Regions from separate parts of the Homo sapiens genome. Here region 2 is linked to region 1. The links are chromatin contacts, found by Hi-C or POLR2A ChIA-PET in ENCODE. All regions are on one chromosome and are shown on one strand. Each heading gives the region's core, a stretch centred on a gene start or an enhancer-like site at or near the end of the contact. The rest is flanking DNA. Distances are from core to core; before and after follow the strand shown.

Region 1 (5,670 bases), core at 823-3,322:
TAATCCTGGGCTTTTTCATCTATGCACTTAGAAGCCATTCTGAGAGAGGTCAGCAGGTGTCCACAAGGCTGCCCAAGGGGTTCCTGGAGCCGACACGGTCCGGTCCGGAGCCCCTCCCTGCCCTGCTGGCTCCTAGTGTGCGAAGCCGGCCCCTTCCAGGCCCACTCCGGTTGCAGGAAGGGCCTCCCTGGTGCAGCACCGCCTCCTCACACCGCTAGGTGGCAGCACTGCCGGCGCCTCCTTCCCCGCCGGCCGCCATAGGCCCCGCTGGTTCCAGGACCTCCCTGCCTCCTTCGCCTCTTAATGGGATCCGCTCCCTCACACCCCTCAGGGAGAGGCTCTAGGGGACGATGACCCAGGGGCGGCCCGGCAGGGAAACTGCTGAGTCACCCTGCTGCCTCTCGGGTCCTCTGACCGGCTCACAGATCACCATAGCCACAGTGTGTGTAAGGCCTTCTCATGGAGCCCTGCAAACACCTCCCCGGGGAGGGGCTGTGGGACCCATCTTACAGATGAGGAGACCGAGGGTCGGAGAGGCCACACAACTCGGCCAGGACCCCGAGTTAGCAAGCGCTGGCCCCTGGTCCAGCCACGGCAAGGCTGGCCCTCCTGCCACCACACTTCCCTGCCTCTGGCCCTCTGCCGGGAGTCTTGGTGGGGAAGTCACTGTCTTCATCCTCCTGCCCGGGCAGAGTCCAATCCTGTGCCTGGCTCCTCAAGACCGTTGGCAAAGATCCTGGAGGCCTGGGGGTGAAAGGGCTGCTTGGGGGACTTAAGCCCCAAGCTATGGTTCGCCTGGGAGACTGAGCCCCAAGCCATGGTCCTCCTGGCTCTGCCCTTCCACCCCCTCACTGGCTGCCCCTCCCAGGGAGGCCTCACCTGTGAAGTGCTTCCCGCCCCTCTCACCCCCCACGGCTCTCACATGGCCTGGGGCGATTCCAGAGCTGGCCTGGGTCAAGCACCTGCACAGAGCACAGAGCGAAGGCTCGGCATGGTATATCCCCCGCCCCTTGCACCTTTCCCCAGTGAAGGGTGGCACCAGTGTCCTTTCCAAGGCCCGGATTCTGCACTGCCCTCAGCCTGTGGAGGATTAAAAGCAGGGTTTTGCCGTGGTTTCTCAAGGCGTCAGCGGGTCTGCAGAGGATTCCGCCCCATGTCACTTCTCTCAGTGAAAGGTCCCCGCCCAGCGTCTGTCCTCCTTTAAGTGCCCCCCATTTGTTTTTTGTTGTTGTTTTTGTTTGTTTTTTGCAAATACAGACTAACCAGGTAGGCACAGAGGAGTCCTGGCATGGGAAGGGAGCAGTGAAACGCCGGTGGAGAGTCCGGGAGGCCCAGATTCCCTGGAACTTTCCAGTGACTCCTCCGGAGCAAGGGCCTGGCCAGGCAGCAGCTGCGCTGGGCGATGAGGGACCGTTGGGTAATTGGGGGCATAGGACCGGGCTTCGCTGGGTTCGGGGCAGAAGCGCCGAAGCTCCGACCCGGAACGCGGTGACTTCATCAACGCAGAAGCCCGCGCAGCCGAGCAGAGGAGTCCCTCGTAGGCGACCCTCGGACAGACGCTCCTGCGCGGCCCGCGTGGCTCAGCTCCGCCCCAGGAAACTTTTCGCGCAGCCCCCGCTCCATGCGCCCCCACCCAGTCCTTCTTCGGGGCCGCCCCCTCCCCAAAGTAGCTCTCCGGGTCCACTGGGCGCCCCCGTAACCGGGTCGGAACCTCGAACGGCTTCGCGTGCCATCCGGTTACCCTGGCAACACCATCCGGCGGCGCCCGGCGGTCCAATCCTAGCCTGCGGCCTCTCTCGAGCCTTTCGCAAGGTGGGGACCGGGACGCGACCGGGGATGGGGAAGGGGGCTGCAGGAGGCCCCGCCTGCGCTGTCGCCCCTGCTGGGCACAGCGCCCCCCACCACCCGCGGCGACCCCGGCCCCCGCAAGGTGGGGCGGCGAGCAGGAGCCGGGGCCAGGCCAGGGGCTCGAGCTCCCGTTCGAGGGGCGGGGAAGGCGGGTGACGTGAGCCGGGCCGGGCGGGCGGAGTTGGGACCGGCTCCGGGAGGCGGGGGCGAGCGCGCGGAGAGGCAGACGCGAGGAGGGAGGCGGCTGAGCAGCGCGGGCGGCTCTGCGGCGGGCGCGGTGGGCGCGGGCGGCGGGGCCCCGGGATCCCCGCGCGCCTCCTCCGCGCGGCGCCGCCGCCGCGCGTCCCCACGCCCCGCGCTCCACGGCGCCCTCGCCCCGCGCGCCTCTCGTGCCCGCCTCCTGCCAGTCTCCGGGCCGCGGCCGTCTGCAGAGCGAGCGCTCAGACGGAGCCCCCGGGCAACTTGAGTGGCGCCGATCGGCGGCGGAGCCTCTGGCAGAGCCCCCCGACCCGGCAGCGCGGAGGGGACTCGCGTCCGTCCGCGTCGCGTCACCCCAAACCCTAAGCAGCGCCGCCCCATCGGCGCGGAGCTCCGGCTGGAGGCAAGAGCCGCGCGCCGGGAGACACGCACCGTGAGCGGCAGCGCCGCCGGCCTCCCTCCTCGCCGCCCCGGAGGGCGAAGCCGCGGCTCCCCAGCCCTTTGCTGCGCCGCGACAGCGCCGGAACACGCCCCGCCTCGCTGCCGCCTTCGCTGTGCCGCCGGCGGAGGGGGCCGCGAGCCCCGCGCCCCGGCCGGAGGATGTGCGCCCCCGCGGGCCGCCCAGCCTGAGCCATGCGCCCCAACGGCGGCGGCGCGCCGGCCGGCATGGAGCCCCGCGCGGCCGCGCTCTGACTCGCTGTGCGCCCCGCGGCCGGCGGGCGGCGGGAGGCGGCGGACCGAGAGCCGGAGACCGGCGCCGCGGGACGGAAGCGAGCGGGCGCGGGCGCCGCGCAGATGGCCTGGGCGAGCCAGGTCTGAGGCCCCGCTCCCCGAAACGTGACCATGTGGATTCAACAGCTTTTAGGACTCAGGTGAGCGACCCGGCCGGCGCCGGGTGCGTGTGGGCGCGTGGGTGCCAGGCTGGGCGGAAGCGGCGCTTTCCTCTATGTTGCAAATCAAGGGACCCCTCTTCGCTTCCCGCAAGCGGGCAACGGGGTGCACCGGTAGCCGGAAAGGGGCGCCCGCCCGGAGCCTGGAGCAGCACCGCGGCCCTGGCGGGGAGCGGCCGGGTCTCCAGGGTTCCGCGCGTCCGGGGTCGGGGCAGCGGCGCCCGCCCCAGCAACCCGGGAAGTGGGGCCGGCCAGGCGCGCCCGCAGCTCTAGGAGCCAGCAGCGCAGTGTCCTGGCCGGCTGCCCCGGCGCGCCTCCTCCCCGGGGCCCGGGGCGAGGCGCCGGCCGCTGGGCGCGGCGGGCGCGGGGGCCGGGGCTGCCGGGGAAAGCTAAAGCTCCGGGCTCCCAGCGAGAGCTTCGCAGGCGGAGTTGGAGGAAACCACAGCCAAACAGCCACTCCGCTCCCCCTTCTCCTTTCTCGGGGCCCCGGGGCTGAGCAGGGGCCTCCCAGGCTCCCAGCTGCCGACCCAGCTGTTTGCGGGTGACCTCCGGGCCCGACGGGCGCTCACAGCTGGCGGGCAGCTGGGGCGGGAGAGCTGGGGTTCTTGGGGAGCTCCGGCGGCCACCCCGCTGTAAACACACACGCACATACGCCCGCCGGCGCGCCCGGGGCTTGTCTGTGTCTGGGACTCCAGGGCCAGATGGAAGAGGGGGTTCGAGCCTAGAGCCCGTGGTGGGGGTGTCCAGAAAGACCCTTCTCGGCAAACTTTGCCAGCCCGCCGGGGTTCTCGGGCTTCTCTGGCTTCTGCCTGGGGTGGCCCAGGGCCCACCAGAGCACAGCTGTCGTTTTTGCTGGGCAGGCTGCCTCTGAGCCCTCGCCCTCCTGCCGGGGCATTCACCGAGCTCGTGCATTTGGGTCCCGGGTTGGAACCGCGAGCGGGGAGGACAGAGGTGGAGGCGGAGAGCAGCGTGCGGTTCTCGAGTTTGTCCACTGGGATGCACTGCGCTCCCGCGTTGGGGACGAAAAGGCCAGTAGTTGTTAGCCCGCTGCTTGAGCCGCCCCCACTCAGGGATGAAGCTGCGGGGGGAGTGAGGCGAAGGGAGGGAGGATCTAGTGCGTGTCCTGATTTTGAGAAATCGGAAGGGGACTGGGACGCCAAGTGTTTTCTAGCGACCCTTGATTTATGAGCCGATTCTGCTCCCAGAGGTGAATACTGTGTAACACATCTAGTGAACATTGTCAGATGTTATTATTAGCATCCCTTCTCTCAGTGGCCGATCTTGCTGTGGGCTTCAAAGGTTAATCATGGAGCCGATTGTGTTGGGTGTGGGATATTGGTCGGGCGTGAATCGATAAGTGTGCTTGGGCTAGATAAGGTTTAGGCTTGGACCGTTGTGGGATGTTGGCAAAATGGAGCGAGGACAGCTTTGCAGGAATGACCCTGATCCAGGTGCCCTGGAGGCCTGCCATCCCCTGCTCTGCCCCGGACTGTCCCAGGTCTCAGCAAGACCTTCCAAGGCTTTGTGAATGACCAGACGGGTCCCCACACTGGCCAGTGGCTGGTCTTCAGCTCCGACCTGCTTCCTGAGCTGCCACTTGATTCCTGATGGCAACTTATTTGAACAGACATTTTTTTTTATTGCTAAGTTGCTAGATTAAAAGATGAGTACATTTTGATAAAGGGAGAGAAGAGCAAATATCTTGGAAAGAAGCCTCTCTTTTGATTTGAAATTTACTAAAACAGTTCCTCTCAAGCATCCTCAAGCCGGATCTTGGGATTTTGCTTTAGGAAATAGTTCTGTTGGTTCTTTTGAAGTTTGACCTTTCGTTTTTCCCCCCTCGATGTCAGCACAGGAGATTTTCTGTAAGTGTGCCTTTAAGGACGAGCTGTCACCTATTTGGGATCCTGATGGGAGAGCTCTGTCTTGTTACTGCTGTCTCCTGGCCAGAGAAGGAGGCCTGTACCCAGAGGGTCTGGGTGGTTTTGCATCACAATGGGCACCTGGGGACTCTGAGCCAAAGGGTTGCAAGTTCAAGGTCTGGAAATGCACTTTTTCTTTCAAGACAGCCCTTCACCTTTGCTTGCAAGCCACTCCGCGGCTCCCTAGGTGAGCACTGGGCGTCTTGCTGCCAAGCTTGGAGCCTGGTTAGGACAGGTAGACACTGAGCCTCCAGCTGGGGTGGCAGAAGGCCTGGCTTGCTCCACCATGGGAGAGGTGCAGTGTAACTTGCTGGGCAGGGGGTGGGGGTGGGGGTGGGGTGGGCTTTCTTAGTTCCGGCCCCAGAGACGAAGTCTGGGCTTGGTTATTTACGTCTGTGTTGGAACTGAGCTGTATGTGGAGCTTTTTTTTTTTCTTTTCCCCCCAAGAGGGAGAAGCAGATTGAGACTTATTGAGCAGCTTTTGTGTCTTTTGCGGTGGCATTTAATAGTTGTAGCAGAGCTCCAAAGATACTTTCCATCAGCTGAGAGAGAGGGAGCCACGGAAGGAGACCCAGTGGCTTGACAAGCCCTGCCAGAGCTCACCCGTGGAGGAGGCGCGTATTCAGCAAGCAGCTCAGAGCTCACCCGTGGAGGGGGCGCGTACTCAGCAAGCAGCCCAGAGTTTGGAATTGGCTTCCTGGTTGTGAGTTGCTTCCCAGGCTGCAGACCTCAGATGCTGTGGCTTCCTCAGGGGCTCCGAGCGTCCACCTAATACGTTTGCTGGGTTGCGCTCAGGACTGTGATCCCTAGCA
Region 2 (5,655 bases), core at 1,011-3,510, 800 kb before region 1:
TTGCCCAGGCTGTACTGCTGCAGTGGCGTGATCATAGCTCACTGTAACCATGAACTCTCGGGCTCAAATGATCCTCTTGTCTCAGCCTCCTGAGCAGCTAGGACTACAGGCACATGCCACCATGCACAGCTACTTTTTTTTTTTTTTTTTGTAGGGATGGGGTTTCACTGTGTTGTCTAGGCTGGTCTTGAACTCCTCCCACCTTAGTGTCCCAAAGTGTTGGGATTACAGGCGTGAGCCGCCGAGCCTGGCTAGTCTCTGAACCTAACCAACACTCTCTGTTACGGCTCGAAGACATAAATATAGGACCTTTTCAGTCAAACAGAAGGGTGTTTCCAGTATGCTATACTGCCCCCAACAAATCTAAAACAAAGTACTGGCATTTAAGAACCAGCTAAGAGAAATGCACAGGGACTGTGGAGGCAATGCTATTACCTCAGTCTGGTATTTGAAAAGGATTCCTTTTTTAGTCTACCCCCTCCCAAAGACCTTCCAGTTGTACCCTAGGGTCCCCTCTGTGTAAACCTTCAAGTGTTACATAAGATACTTGGAATGTCACTGAAGGATGCCACTTTTAGGCTCTATAAAAATCACCATTAACAATTTGGGAAGAAGCAAAGCTCTGTTGAACATCCAGTTATTGGCTGGTCTTCCTCACCAGAGGCATGAGGGATCCCTGTTGTCCCAGGGGCAGCCATCGACATCCCGACAAATGCCAGAGTACATCTCTCCCCAGGCAGCGATGACTCCATGGCGGTCTCATCCCTCACTACACTTTTCCTAGTGCTGGCATGGTAAAAGGCAATTAACTATAAATTAAACGGAAACTCAGTGTAGCAACTTCCATTTTGTTACAAGACTAGGAAACAAAACTTGTCTCTGATTTTCTTTTTAAGAAGACTTTTAAGTGTGACTGCGCGCGGTGGCTCATGCCTGTAATCCCAGCACTTCGGGAGGCCGAGGAGGGCGTATTACTTGAGGTCAGGAGTTCGAGACCAGCCTGGCCAACATGGTGAAACCCCGTCTCTACTAAAAATAAAAAAATTAGTCGGGCTACTCGGGAGGCTGAGGCAGGAGAATCGCTTGAACCCGGGAGGCGGAGGCTGCAGTGAGCTGAGATCGTGCCATTGCACTCCAGCCTGGGCGACAGAGCGAGACCGTCTCAAAGGCTTATGGGTTTCTGATCAAGTCATCTTAGCGACTGAAAGGGCTTCAGAGAAATCTGAACTTAAGTGCAAACAAAACAAAACAAACTCCAAAACAAAAAACAACCAACCATCAGACTTTAATCTCTATAGGGACAGAGCAATTTTCCTCAAACTTTTGCTCAGCAGAACACATCTGAAACTGGCCCCCTATGTGCTACGCATCCAGAAGAGGAAAAGCCGGATCTGAAAACAATATTCCACGCTAAATGGGCCGTCCCGGCCGGGGCAGGCGGTCCCAGCACCCGTGCTGAGCTCCCCGGCATACGGCACGACGGGGCCGCGCCGGCTCTTCGGCGACAGCAAGGCCGGCATCTAACTCCACACCGTCCGCGCTTGCACCGCGCACCCAGGCTTCGTACCCAGCTCCCAGGTGGGGACCGCGCCCCCGCGGCGCCCGCGCCCCGCGCCCCGCGCCCCGCTCCCCACTCCGGCCCTGGGCCGGCGCCGCAGCGGCCCGGAAGGTACCTGCTTAGAGGGAAGGGCCCCGACTGGCGCTGCCGCGGCCCCGGTGGAGAGGGCGGCTGGGTCGGAGCGGTGCCGCGGCCCGGGGAGGCGGCCAGGCGGCGCCTCAGCACCCGGACCCCAGGGGCGTGCGGGACCCGGCTCTCGTGGACTTCCTCGGCAGCCGCCGCTTCCTCAGACGGAACTCGGGGGGCGCCCCTTCCGCCGCCCCAGGCCGCCTTGCACCCCAAGCTGCTGCGGCAGTGACAGGGAAGAAGCAGACCCGGCCACCTCTGCCCATAGCCCCGGCCGCAGCCTCCACTCTCATGACAACCAAGCCCAGCCCTGGGCCAGGGCCTCTGCGCGTGCGCGACCCCGCCCCACCCCAGGCCGCGCCTGCGCACAAGGGGAGGGCTCCGCTACTCTGGCCCTCAGGGTTGTGTAGTTTCCGGGGCCACGGCACCTGGGCACACCAGGTGGCGTCGCGCCTTTGCTTTCCTGAGCCTTCTGAGTAAGGTAATGTGGTGTCCGTGGGGCGACGCCTGCGCACAAGACCGCGTCGGGCCTCACTTTTCCCAGGCCTTCTGGGTAATGTAGTTTCCGGGATCGGCACCCGGCCTGTGCCAGCTTGCAGAGCTCACCAGGTGCAGACCCCTGCGGCCAGGGCGAGGACGGATCTGAGCAGCTGGGCAGCAGGTGCCACCGCCTGTGGGACCCAGAGGGCTTGAGGACATCTGCAATGCTCCAGAAGCCCAAGAGCGTGAAGCTGCGGGCCCTGCGCAGCCCGAGGAAGTTCGGCGTGGCTGGCCGGAGCTGCCAGGAGGTGCTGCGCAAGGGCTGTCTCCGCTTCCAGGTGCCCGCTGGGCTAGGCGGGGACGGCCCGTCGGGGAGGCGTGTGGGGAGAATAGGAGGTGCCGCTTTTCCTCTTCCAAAACGGAGGGTGCAGGCGGCGCCCGGGGCGGGTAGTTTTCGTTCGCCTCAGCCGCTAGGACCCCGGGCCCCCGCAGCCTGGGGTTCCTGAGCGTGGCTTCAGAACGCAGGGGGGTTGGGGGACGACCTGGATCACCCCTTCCCTCTTCCCACCTCTCGGGCAGGACAGCCCTGCATCAGAGCTAGGAGACCCGGGTAGAGTGCCAGGTACTGGCACGCGGGGTCACGGCTGCTCTGCCTGTCCGGCCTCAGCTTCCCCTTGAGTAACATGAAAGGCTTGGCTAGGTGGGCTCTGCAGGCCCCTTCCAGCCCTCGCAGCTGGGGATTGCAATCGTCACCTTATTCTAGGTTGGTTTTCTTTTTAGACCAGTACTAGGGTTACCAGGTGTGCATTGCCGGGGTCGGTGCGGGTGGGGTGGGAGTAGCCATAAAATGCCTAAAACTGACCAGTGCAGAGTAACAGGGAACCGGACTCCAACAAATTAACAGTGCCACGTGCCGGTCACACTTGTGCACAGAGGCAACCAACCGTTCTCCTTCGTGTGCCAGCACCGCTCTGGCGGCTGTGTGCTGGGGATGGTGGTGTTCAGCTCCTGGCAGCAGGGAGGCGGCGCTGTCAAAGACAGGCTCTATTTGAAGCGCCCTCAGGAGCTCATTTAAAAAGGGTGAATCCTGCAGAGCCAGCAGTCACCCCCTGATGTATGTTTTTCCTGACTCTTCGTATTTTAGAACGGCCCGCAGTCAGGCGCCCTTGCTCCCGCTCCCTCATCCTTGCCTGGGCGTTGGAGCGACTGTGGCATACAGGCGGCAGCCTGAGCCTGCTTCTTTAAGCACAGCTCATTCCGGTCGTTTGTGAGGCCTGCAGATGCAAAGCCCTCGTCTTGAGACCCTTCCTCCTCCTGTTGCTTCTCCCGTCCCTGCAGCTCCCTGAGCGCGGTTCCCGGCTGTGCCTGTACGAGGATGGCACGGAGCTGACGGAAGATTACTTCCCCAGTGTTCCCGACAACGCCGAGCTGGTGCTGCTCACCTTGGGCCAGGCCTGGCAGGGCTGTGAGTGGCAAGGACTTTGGAGGTGGGCGGGAAGCTGGCACTCTCCGAGGTCCTGGGGGCTTAGCTCCAGGTGCCCATCAGGGTGGGGAAGAGTCCCCCTTACTGTGAACTCTCGGGTCTCAAGGAGGAAGCCCTCTGGAGGCAGAACTGGTCAGCGTCGCTTAGGTGGCAGAGTCCTCAGTCCTCTCGTTCATGAACCCAGCTGTTCAATTGGTCGTCTTTTTCTTCAAAAAATCTTTTAATTTTATTTGCGTTCATTTGAGGTGTCCTAGCAATTCCCAAGAGCAGAGGGAGGGCTTTGGGGTTGGGGCCTGCACAGTTTCATGGGGAAGGTGGAGCCAGGAAGAGATGCTGTTCTGTTCTGCTGGGCTGAGCACCCTTCTGGAAGGACGAGGTGGTGGTTCGTGGGATGCTCTCACATTGTTCTCGGTTGGTGTTTGCTAAGATGCTGTCCTCAGGGCTCAAGTTTGGGGGCAATTGCTTTGAGAGGTGGTTCTTTCGGGGCATCTGTATTGAAGCCTCAGGACACAAAGTCCTGCCTTTCAGAACCAGCCGAATGCCAAGGTCTGCGCTTGTTTGACTCCCGTAAAAGAGAGCTTTTGGCCACTGGGGCAGGAGATGCCATCATGTGCCTTTACCTGGGAGGGTCGGCCAGTGTTGTGCAAATGGGGTCAGGCTCCAGGAGATGCTTCTGGCAGCCCAGGAAGGACATGGGTGCTCTGAGGGATGGAGCTGTGGCTCCTTGGCCTAAGGGGCAAAAAGAGAGAAGTCGAAGAGTAACATCCATGTGGCCACCTCCCCGGCTACAGTGTTGGGGGCTCCACTGTCAGCATTGAGGGGTGACGCCTCTGGTGTGTGCTCCAAGGTTGCAAACCCCCTTTCTCCACTGGGCCTTGTGCTTTTAGAGGAGGCAGCTGGAAAATGTATCACTGTGATGCCCCCTGGGGTGGCCCCTGCAGGAGGTGGGGGCTGGGCAGGGGTATGCTCAGGGTATGCCTCACCTTTGGATGTTATCTTTCTTTCCCATTTCAGGGCATAGTTGAAAGACAGCAGAGCACGTTGCTCTCTCTCTGTCTCTCCCTGCATCTCGCAGTCTCTGTCTCTCTCCTCTGTCTCTGTCTCTGGCTCTCTCTGTCTGTCTCTGTCTCTCTCTCTCTCTGTCCTTCCTTTCTCTGGCGCTTTATCCTCCTCTCTTCGCTGAGACCGCTAGTCCTCCTCCTTGTTAGACTTAAAAAAAATTTTTTTTCTTTTCTTTTATGAAAACATTGAGATGGGGTCTCCCTCTGTTGCACAGGCTGGCCTCAAACTCCTGGGCTCAAGAAGTCCTCCTACTTTGGCTTCCCAAAGTGCTGGGATTACAGGCATGAGCCACTGTGCCTGGCCAAAATATTTTTGTTTTATTTATATTTTGAAACTTTGTTGCCCAGGCTGGAGTGCAGTGGCACAAACCTTGCTCACTGTAGCCTCGACCTCCGTGTTTCAAGTGATCCCGTTGCCTCAGCCTCCCAAGTATCTGGGACCACAGGCATGCATTACCACGTCTGGCTAATTGTTTTGTATTTTTTGTAGAGATAGGGTTTCGCCATGTTTCCCAGGATAGTCTCACACTCCTGGGCTCAAGCTGTCCTCCTGCCTTGGTCTCCTAAAGTGCTGGGATTACAGGTATGAGCCACTGTGCCTGGCCTAAACCGTTTATTTAGAAATAATGACAGATTCCCAGGAAGTTGCACAGATAGGAAGGTCCAATGTACCTCTACCCTTTCCCTCAAAGGCAACATCAGATACAACCGTGGTACAATATAAAACAGGAACACCGACACTAGTGCAATGTGCATGTTGTTCTGTCATTTCTCCCCATGTAGATTCCTGTGACCAGCATCAGGGTCAAGGTACAGCCCTCTCCCATCCATCACTCAAGGTTCTCCCCTTTATAATCCTGCCTACCCCTGCCCACCAGCAATCCCTAGCCCGTAGCAACTGCTGATATGTTCTCCATGTCTATAATTTTGTCATTTAAAGAATATTA

What was found. A loop is a pair of places that touch in the nucleus more often than their neighbours do. ChIA-PET counts read pairs that join two places held with the same protein, here RNA polymerase II (POLR2A). Pooled maps may share reads with other maps.
Region 2: a loop to region 1 is called in a map with no recorded cell type, with 7 times the contacts of the local background. The contact joins the promoter of DFFB here to the promoter of AJAP1 in region 1. A Hi-C loop is called at or near these places in 1 of 168 maps with a recorded cell type or tissue (mammary epithelial cell), 1 of 37 single-sample maps with no recorded cell type and 7 of 50 pooled maps. POLR2A ChIA-PET finds 5 or more read pairs at or near these places in 1 of 52 experiments (activated T-cell).

Annotation. Positions count from the first base shown.
Region 1 is chr1:4,652,537-4,658,206 of GRCh38, forward strand. It overlaps AJAP1 (adherens junctions associated protein 1), which reads left to right and starts at 2,073. Exons shown (of 6, transcript NM_018836.4): 1 at 2,073-2,918. The coding sequence starts at 2,890. RefSeq lists an enhancer at 64-113.
Region 2 is chr1:3,855,216-3,860,870 of GRCh38, forward strand. It overlaps DFFB (DNA fragmentation factor subunit beta), which reads left to right and starts at 2,261. Exons shown (of 7, transcript NM_004402.4): 1 at 2,261-2,502; 2 at 3,503-3,629. The coding sequence starts at 2,389. CEP104 (centrosomal protein 104) reads right to left here and starts at 1,996. Exons shown (of 22, transcript NM_014704.4): 1 at 1,674-1,996. RefSeq lists silencers at 1,663-2,162, 3,093-3,142 and an enhancer at 2,303-2,482.